2 separate regions of the Homo sapiens genome follow, and region 2 is linked to region 1. A link is an interaction called in ENCODE POLR2A ChIA-PET data of the cell type or tissue named here. Cell type or tissue: CD4-positive, alpha-beta T cell. All regions are shown on one strand. Each heading gives the region's core, and the rest is flanking DNA. Links, peaks and the distances in the headings are about the cores only. Region 1 overlaps NRTN (neurturin). Region 2 overlaps LONP1 (lon peptidase 1, mitochondrial).

Region 1 (4,377 bases), core at 317-4,316:
GGGGTGGAGGTTGCAGTGAGCCGAGATCGCGCCACTGTACTCCAGCCTGGGTGACAGACCGAGACTTCGTCTCCAAAAAAAAAAAAAAAAAAAAATCACACTCACACACTTGAGTGCTTTCACACTTGTGGTGAAACGTTATATCCACGTGCTGGTGTTTGCACACACACACACACACTTGAACAACCCCACAGTGAAAAACCAGGGTGTTTTCACACTCACACTCAAGCATGATCCCACTTACACACACAGGTTTTCCCCACTCACACGTGGTAATCCGGTCTCACAGAGACACACACAAGAGCATCCATTGTCATTTGTGCTCTGGCCAAGGTCCCCAAGACCCTCCTCCTGGCCACACACACACACAGGGGTGCACAGGTGAACACGCCACCAACGCCCACAGCTGCAAAGATTCCAGGGCGCACAGACACGGTGGGAGGAGAGTGAGAGGAGGGGAAGCAGATGGGGCCGGGGGACTCAGGAGGGAACGGCCCCGCCCTGACCACTGCCCGTGTCCACCCCTGCAGGGATCCCAGGTGCCGTCTACATTGCCTGTGCAGGGCCTGGCTAGAGATCCCTTCCCAGTCCTGGAGAAAACGTAGAAATCCTGGAGAACCTGCATTGCCTGGAGGGAGGGAAGCCTCCTTCCTTCCTGGAGGGGCTGGGAGCGTAGCAGTGTGAGGTGCAGCAAGAAGGACCTAGGACAGACCTCCACTTTTAGCTGGAGGCCACACAATCCCCACAGCTGGGGAAGGAAGGGGAAAGAAGGGAAATGGACTCAGAGAGAGGCAAAGAGCAGCCCAACGTCACACAGCTAGGCAGGCCCTTCCAATCAACCAAAGCAACAGACAGCCAGCGCAAGGGTGTGTGTTTCTGGCACCTTCCTTGGTGATGCCAGGAAATGTTGCTCATTATCTTTATGCACAGGCAACGCCCTGGCACCCCCACTCCCCTTCCCACCGAACTCCCCAGGGGACACCTGCCGGGCACACCCAGTCCCAGGGATAAAAGCCTCTGTCCTACAGAACTCCCGATCTCAAAGAGTAGCACCTGAGAGATGAAGAAAGGGAGGGGGACCCTCTCTCCATGTAGGCATCTCTTCTAATCTTGGGGAGGCCTGGAATTGGGGCCTATCTTAATTTGGCAAACTCCTACTCTACCCTGAAAGCCCTAGCTCCTACAGCCCCTCCACCAGAAACCCTTCCCTGCTACCCATCTTGGCCACCCCCAGCCATGGGTGCCTTCCTCTTGCCCAGCCCTGTAAGCGTGGTGTCTGTGCCCATGACTGTCTTTGCTGGATGGGAGTTTCTAGAGGGACATCTTCGGCTGAGTTTTTGCAGGGCACAGGGCTGACTTTGAGAATTCAGTTTACAGAGGGGTGAGCTTGCTGCAGATCCCAAGTCTGCACACTTTTGCCTGTGGGGGTGCTGCCCTGCATACACTTCTCCTTCCTCTCCGTTTCACTCCTGGTCCTCCTGTGACTCAGTTTCCCCATATATATATATATTTTTTGAGACGGAGTCTGGCTCTGTTGCCCAGGCTGGAGCGCAATGGTGTTATCTCAGCTGATTGCAACCTCTGCTTCTCAGGTTCAAGCCATTCTCCTGCCTCAGCCTCCCAAGCAGCTGGGACTACAGATGCCTGTCACCATGCCTGGCTAATTTTTGTATTTTGTCTTTTGAGACAGAGTCTCACTCTGTCACACAGGTTGGAGTGCAGCAGTGCGATCTCAGCTCACTGCAACCTCTGGCTCCCGAGTTCAAGCGATTCTCCTGTCTCAGCCTCCCGAGTAACTGGGACTACAGGTGTGCGCCACCATGCCTGGCTTTTTTTTTTTTTCAGACGGAGTCTTGCTCTGTTGCCCAAGCTGGAGGCTGGAGTGCAGTGGCATGATCACAGCTCACTGCAACCTCCGCCTCCCAGGTTCAAGCAATTTTCCTGCCTCAGCCTCCCGAGTAGGTAGGATTACAGCCATAAGCCACCATGCCTGGTTAATTTTTTTGTATTTTTATTAGAAACGAGGTTCCACCATGTTGGCCAGACTGGTCTAAAACTCCTGACCTCAAGTGATCCGCTCGCTTCGGCCTCCCAAAGTGCTGGGATTACAGGCGTGAGCCACCGCGCCTGGCCAAACTTTTATATTTTTTAGTAGAGACAGGGTTTCACCATGTTGGCCAGGCTGGTCTCAAACTCCTCACTTCAGGTGATCCGCCCGCCTCTGCCTCCCAAAGTGCTGGAATTATAGGCATGAACCACTGTGCCCAGCCTCCATCTGTTTTTTTTTTTAAATTAAAAAAAATTTTTTTTAATAGAGACAAAGTCTCGCCATGTTACCCAGGCTGGTCTCGAACTCCTGGCCTCAAGCGATCCTCCCTTCTTTGCCTCCCAAAGTGCTGTGATTACAGGTGTGAGCCACCATGCCTGGCCTCCCATCTTCAATAGGGCACGAAGGGTGCCACCCAGCACTGTAGGAAAGCCAGAGAGGACCTGGAAGAGCTTGACCAAGTGGCTCTTGTGCTCTTGCCACTGCCCATGGGTAGAGGATGCCAGGCCGTGAAGCCAGAACATGCCAGTGGGGAAGTGCCTGTGTGTGTGAACGCCGCGGCATACATGTGTTCGCGCGCCTGTGCCTCTGTTTTCCCCAAGTGCTGATAGCTCGAGGGCTCACAGCTGGGCCTGTTCCTAGGGCAGCCTCCTGGTCTCCTGTTCCTAGATCGCCCCTAGGAGTTCCCTGAGGTTCCACTGGTGGAGAAACTGAGGCCCCATGAGGGGCAAGACTTGGCCAGGGGTCTGGGCCTCTCAAGGCAAGACTCAGTGATTCTGCAAAACACAAAACAAATTCCACAGCCCACAAAAATGTGCCCCCTCCCTCAGAGGGCCCCAGGGCCTGGGCCCACCCCATGGGAGGGATGAGGCAGCCAGGACAGCCTCGAACTGGCGACACACATCTGGGGGCAAACCAGGAACATCTGGCAAGCACAGCTGGTTCCGATACTGCGTCTGCGGGGGCCAGAGGCCAACCTAGGGGTGGCTTCATGTGTCAGGGGGTGCAGACACAGACACCCCCAGCCGCCCCTTCCAGGTCTGCCGGAGAAAGAGGTCCAGCCTCTCCTCTTCTTCCCCCAGCACAGAAGCTGAGTGCTGCCCAACTGCTAGAACTATCGCTGGCTTCCTGCTACCCTGGGCATCAAGTCCCAGCACATGAGCTTGTCTTGAGGGACTCTGGGTCTGTCTTTGCCAAAGTGAAGCTGAGGGATGGATGGTCAGGGATAGTGGTTTCTGGGGAGGAGTATGGTGGCTCCTTCATGATAATAATAGTGGTAAAATAATAATAATAATAATAATAACTGGGCCCGGCACGGTGGCTCACACCTGTAATCCCAGCACTTAGGAGGCCGAGGCGGGTGGATCACGAGGTCAGGAGATCGAGACCATCTTGGATAACATGGTGAAACCCTGTCTCTACTAAAAATACAAAAAAAATTGGCTGGGCGTGGTATTGGGCGCCTGTAGTCCCAGCTACTTGGGAGGCTGAGGCAGGAGAATGGCGTGAACCCAAGAGGCGGAGCTTGCAGTGGGCCAAGATCGCGCCACTGTACTCCAGCCTGGGCAACAGAGCGAACTCTGTCTCAAAAAAATAAATAAATAAAATAATAATAATAATAACTGGGCCGGGTGCGGTGGCTCACAGCTGTAATCCCAGCACTTTGGGAGGCCAAGGCAGGTGGATCACTTTAGGCCAGGAGTTCGAGACCAGCCTGGCTAACATGGTGAAACTCCATCTCTACTGAAAATACAAAAAAAAAAAACAAAAAACAAATTAGCCGGGTGTGGTGGTGCACTCCACCAGTCCCAGCTACTCAGGAGGATCAGGCAGGAGAATCACTTGAACCAAGGACATGGAGGTTGCAGTGAGCCAAGATCGCGCCAGTGCACTCCAGCCTAGGCGACAGGGCGAGACTCCGTCTCTAATAATAATAGTAATAATAACTGAAACTAACACTCATGAACAACACTATTAGTGCCATTCTAAGCACTTTACATGTAGTAACTTGTATCAAGGTATGGACTATTTTATCCCCATTTGGTAGGTGGAAAACTGAGGTCCAGAGAAGTGAAGTAACTTGCTCAGATTCAAACAACCTAAGTGGCTGAGCTGGGATTTGAACACAGGTGGTCAGCAAACTCCTACTCATTCCTCAAAGACTCACTTCCAACACTCCTCCCTCCATATTCTTTTTTCTTTTATTATCCAATCAATGGCTGCAAAACCTCTATTTTTTTCTTTTTTTCAAGACAAAAGTCTCGCTGTGGAGTGCAGTTGCACGATCTCGGCTCACTGCAACCCCACCTCTGGGGTTCAAGCGGTTCTCC
Region 2 (4,377 bases), core at 277-4,276, 120 kb after region 1:
GGCGCTGTGGCTCATGCCTGTAATCCCAGCACTTTGGGAGGCTGAGGCATGCAGATCACCTGAGGTCGGGAGTTGAAGACCAGCCTGACCAACATGGAGAAACCCCATCTATACTAAAAATACAAAATTAGTTAGGCGTGGTGGCGCATGCCTGTAATCCCAGCTACTTGGGAGGCTGAGGCAGGAGAATCGCTTGAACCCAGGAGCCAGAGGTTGCAGTGAGCCCAGATCGTGCCATTGCACTCCAGCCTGGGCAACAAGAGTGAAACTCCGTCTCAAAAAGGAAAAAAAATTTTTTTTAATTAGCCTGGTGTGATGTTGCGTGTCTGCAGTCCCAGCTACTTGGGAGGCTGAGGTGGGAGGACTGCTTGAGCCCGGGAGGTGGAGGCTGCAGTGAGCTGTGATGCACCACTACACTCCAGCCTGGGTGACAGAGCGAGACCTTGTCTGAAAATTAATTAATTTTAAATTAATTTTTAAAATATCACTCCTGAGACATTGGAAACCAGGCAGGCAGGTGGGAGTCAAAGGTTAAAAAACAGGAGTCAGAGCCTGGGCATGGTGGCTCACACCTGTAATCCCAGCACTTGGGGAGGCCGAGGCGGGTGGATCACAAGGTCAGGAGTTCGAGACCAGCCTGACCAACATGGTGAAACCTCGCCTCTACTAAAAATACAAAAAAAGTAGCCAGGCATGGTGACTCACACCTGTAATCCCAGCTACTCAGGAGGCTGAGGCAGGAGAATTGCTTGAACCCAGGAGGCTGAGGTTGCAGTGAGATGAGATCGCACCAGTACACTCTAGCCTGGGCCACAGAGCAAGACTCCATCTCAAAAAAAAAAAAAAAAAAAACAGGAGCCAGAGGCATTGGTGGACTGCTTCTCTGGGTTGGACCGGAGAGAGTGGAGCATTTGCGGTCTTCAGGGTCCCGGGAACTGCTGAACGGGCCTGGCACTGCCGGGTGGCCGCGGTCTCCTAGCACCTAGTTGTCCTTTGGTGTTAAATTGTTAAATGGAGCCCTTGTCACAGGCTGCCCCTCCCCGTGGCCAGTGGCAGCTCTGATGTGCTCAGCCTCCCGGACAATCCTGGTCCCTTCTCGCAGCCCTCAGACGTCTGAAAGGCAGTGTGCAGGTGGCGAGAGTCATGCGCGGGTCCCCGGCTTCCCCAGCTCACGTGCCCACTGAACCTGCCTCTGTCTGCAGGAGTTCATTGCCGTTAGCCAGCTCCGCGGCTCCACCCAGGGCAAGATCCTCTGCTTCTATGGCCCCCCTGGCGTGGGTAAGACCAGCATTGCTCGCTCCATCGCCCGCGCCCTGAACCGAGAGTACTTCCGCTTCAGCGTCGGGGGCATGACTGACGTGGCTGAGATCAAGGGCCACAGGTAGGCCTGGCCTGACAGCTCTCCCCACGCACTCCCCTCAGCTGTGCTGCCGGGCTTCGTCTTCTCCGGTCACCCTTTAACATCTGGTAGAGCAATCCGGGTTGTGGGCAACCGATTCCACTCATGCTGGAGTAACTGAAAAGTCCAGCCATGTGGCGGACTTCAGGCCCAGCTGATTCCAGGTGCTCAAACAGCGCTGGCAGGAACCTCCATGGCTTGACCCCTGGGAGAGAGACTTCTCGGGCCGGCCCTCAGCAGACACCCCCGGTAGTTCCAGCATAGGACCTGCAATGCCCGGGCCAGAGCTGCAGGGCCGGCGTTTGCCGTGCAGATGCTGGTCTATGTGGGCTGTGGCTGATGCCCCAGGACTAGGGGTGGGGTCGGCTCCACCCCCCACCCCGAAGCCTGTGGGCTGGAGTCAGGAGAGACGGTCTCCAGTGAGGACCGGGCCGCGCACACCAGAGAAACCTTGGCGCCTCTGTGGGCTCACTCGTCCCGGCCAGCCTCAGGCCCAGAAGCAGGGGCCACGGCCCTCAGAGTTCAGCGCCCTCCCACCTGACCCTTTGGGTGGGCAGCCGGGCGCGGCTTTTCTGGGGCTTCCCTCCTCGCCAGCCTCTGTAGACAGCGGTTCTTTGGAAACCGTAGCCTCAGTGAGAGCCGAGTGTGAGGCATCTGCTGAGTCCACCACGTGTTTCCATCCTGCAAGGCATTCACTTGAGTCCAGGTTTAAAGTGAACATTTCTGCCTTCTCTAAAAACATCCCCAGCTCCCGACCTCCCGGCTCAGGCCTTCCTAGCATCTGCCCGCCCGCTGCAAGGGTGACAGCATGCTGGCCCGCGCAGTGTCCAGTCCCCAGGGGGCGGCCACTCTGACCAGCCGGGAGTTGGGAGGAGCTGGAGGAGGTGGGGCCAGTGCAGCTTTGGGGAGTCCCAGATTGACTAGGGGGTGGGGGGTGTGAGGGGGAGGACAGGGGACCTGTTCTGCAGGCCCTTGGTTGGGCTGGGGTCTGAGCAGGAAGGAGCAGCTGGGTGAAGGTGGAGGGGTGGGGGTGGGGGGCACCCAGTCCTTCCTGGGCAAGCGGTTTGAAGTGGTCGCGAAGCCTCTTGGAGCCTGGTTCAGGGATGGCTGGAGGTGCGGGCCGGAGGAGAGACCCTGGCGGGGTTCTGAACAAGCCTGGGTCACCTCTGGCCTTGGGAGGGAGTCACCAGGTAGCGGGGCTGCGGGGAGGGCAGGCGTCTGCTGACGTCTCTGGGTTCCTGAGACAAGGACAAGGACAGGAGACTGGCTGCGGGGCGATGGATCGTTGTTATTAACAGCAGCAAAACCCTCCTTTGCCCCCAGCTCTCCAGGGCTCCCACGTTCCTCGGTCAAAGCCCAAGTTCTCACTGCAGCCCACAGGACCCCGCATGACCTGCCCCACCCCCTCCTCTCTCTCCCTCTCTTCTTCCTCCCCCTCCCTCTACCCCCTTCCCTCTCCATCTCCTCCCTCTTCCCCCTCTCCTCCCTCTTCTCTCCCCCCCTCCTCCCTCTGCCTCAGCCTCATGGCCTCCTCACTGTTCTTCTAACACACCAGGCGTGGTCCTGTTTCAGGGCCTTTGCACGGGCTGTGTCCTGGGCCTGGAACACATCTCTCAGACCCTCACGTGGCTCTCTCCTCACGTGCGTTGCTCGGGGCCTCTCCCTAAGACACTCCTTACCCCCCTGCACACTTAAAGTGTCACACACATCCCAGTGGCATCTCAGTCCCTCCATCCCTGCCTCCCTGTGTCTTCATCCCACAGACAGAGCCTTCCTCACTGTCTCTCGTGGGGCCTGGGATTCTTCTGTCCCTGTCGCGGGCCGGGCCCCTGTGCTGGGGCAGAGCACAGAGCTTGCAGGAAGCCCTCCTGAGAGCCAGTGCTGGCCATGGCTAGTATCACCCCAGCCCTTGAGGGCTGAGGCGTGCCTGGCGTCCCTCAGTGAGGAGTGGGGGCCTTCTGCTGCCAGCGCCTGTCTGGCTTTCACCATGGTGTCAGCTGAGGGATGGGACTGAGGGAGATCTGGCTTTGAATCAGTGACCCCAGAATCTGAGCTGGCGAGTCAGGGCAAGTGACCAGCGTGCCTGCAGGTGCCACACATCCGGCGGCTGCCAGCATTTCCGCCTCCCACATCATGGCCACATCTTGTGGGGCTCCAGGTGGCCTCTCCCCTGTGGCCCTGGAGGGTGCATGGTGTCGTTGTGGCCGAGCCAGGCTACCAAGTGACCTCTGACCCCGCTGTGCACCCACAGGCGGACCTACGTGGGCGCCATGCCCGGGAAGATCATCCAGTGTTTGAAGAAGACCAAGACGGAGAACCCCCTGATCCTCATCGACGAGGTGCGTGCGGAGAGGCCCGGAGACCCCCTAACCCGGCAATGCCGTGTGCAAGATGAAGCCGAGCCTTCCGGGTCCTAGGATCCCCGAGCCAACTCAGGGGCCATCGCCGTGATGCTGGCCCTGATGGCACGGACGGGTCCCTCCCACCCACAGCCACGCCCAGCAGGCTGCCCGTCCAAGGCAGGGTGTGGGTGCCGCTCTCACTCGGGGTCTCCCCAGCCCTGACCCTGGGGTCTCCCCACTGGGCGGGCTGGCCAGGGGCACGGCGAGGGGCACCACCTGCTGTCTGCTGCCCCAGGTGGACAAGATCGGCCGAGGCTACCAGGGGGACCCGTCGTCGGCACTGCTGGAGCTGCTGGACCCAGAGCAGAATGCCAACTTCCTGGACCACTACCTGGACGTGCCCGTGGACTTGTCCAAGGTGGGGGGCCTGTCTGGGGCCTGGGCTTGCTGGGGAGGGTAAGCGGCCAGTCCCCCAGCACCTTGCCGCCGCCCCCAGGTGCTGTTCATCTGCACGGCCAACGTCACGGACACCATCCCCGAGCCGCTGCGAGACCGTATGGAGATGATCAACGTGTCGGGCTACGTGGCCCAGGAGAAGCTGGCCATTGCGGAGGTAAGCCCAGCCCCTCCCCACTG

What was found. Peaks named below come from ENCODE experiments on the same cell type or tissue, not always from the same donor. Only the 100,000 strongest peaks of a DNase experiment are listed, where the experiment ranks them.
Region 2: POLR2A ChIA-PET joins it to region 1 with 6 read pairs; 12 of 35 experiments call an interaction of 5 or more read pairs at or near these places.

The regions. Positions count from the first base shown.
Region 1 is chr19:5,811,146-5,815,522 of GRCh38, reverse strand. The region is part of intron 1 of NRTN (neurturin); the gene reads right to left. Among named protein-coding and RNA genes, the nearest start is that of NRTN, 8.3 kb to the right of the region's middle. In CD4-positive, alpha-beta T cell, for the core only: no CTCF peak of the experiment used is centred there; no DNase peak of the experiment used is centred there.
Region 2 is chr19:5,696,031-5,700,407 of GRCh38, reverse strand. LONP1 (lon peptidase 1, mitochondrial) reads left to right here. Exons shown (of 18, transcript NM_004793.4): 10 at 1,203-1,381; 11 at 3,651-3,738; 12 at 4,037-4,159; 13 at 4,238-4,354. Among named protein-coding and RNA genes, the nearest start is that of RPL36, 7.9 kb to the right of the region's middle. RefSeq lists an enhancer at 1,338-1,437. In CD4-positive, alpha-beta T cell, for the core only: no CTCF peak of the experiment used is centred there; DNase peaks (open chromatin) are centred at 2,247 and 3,757.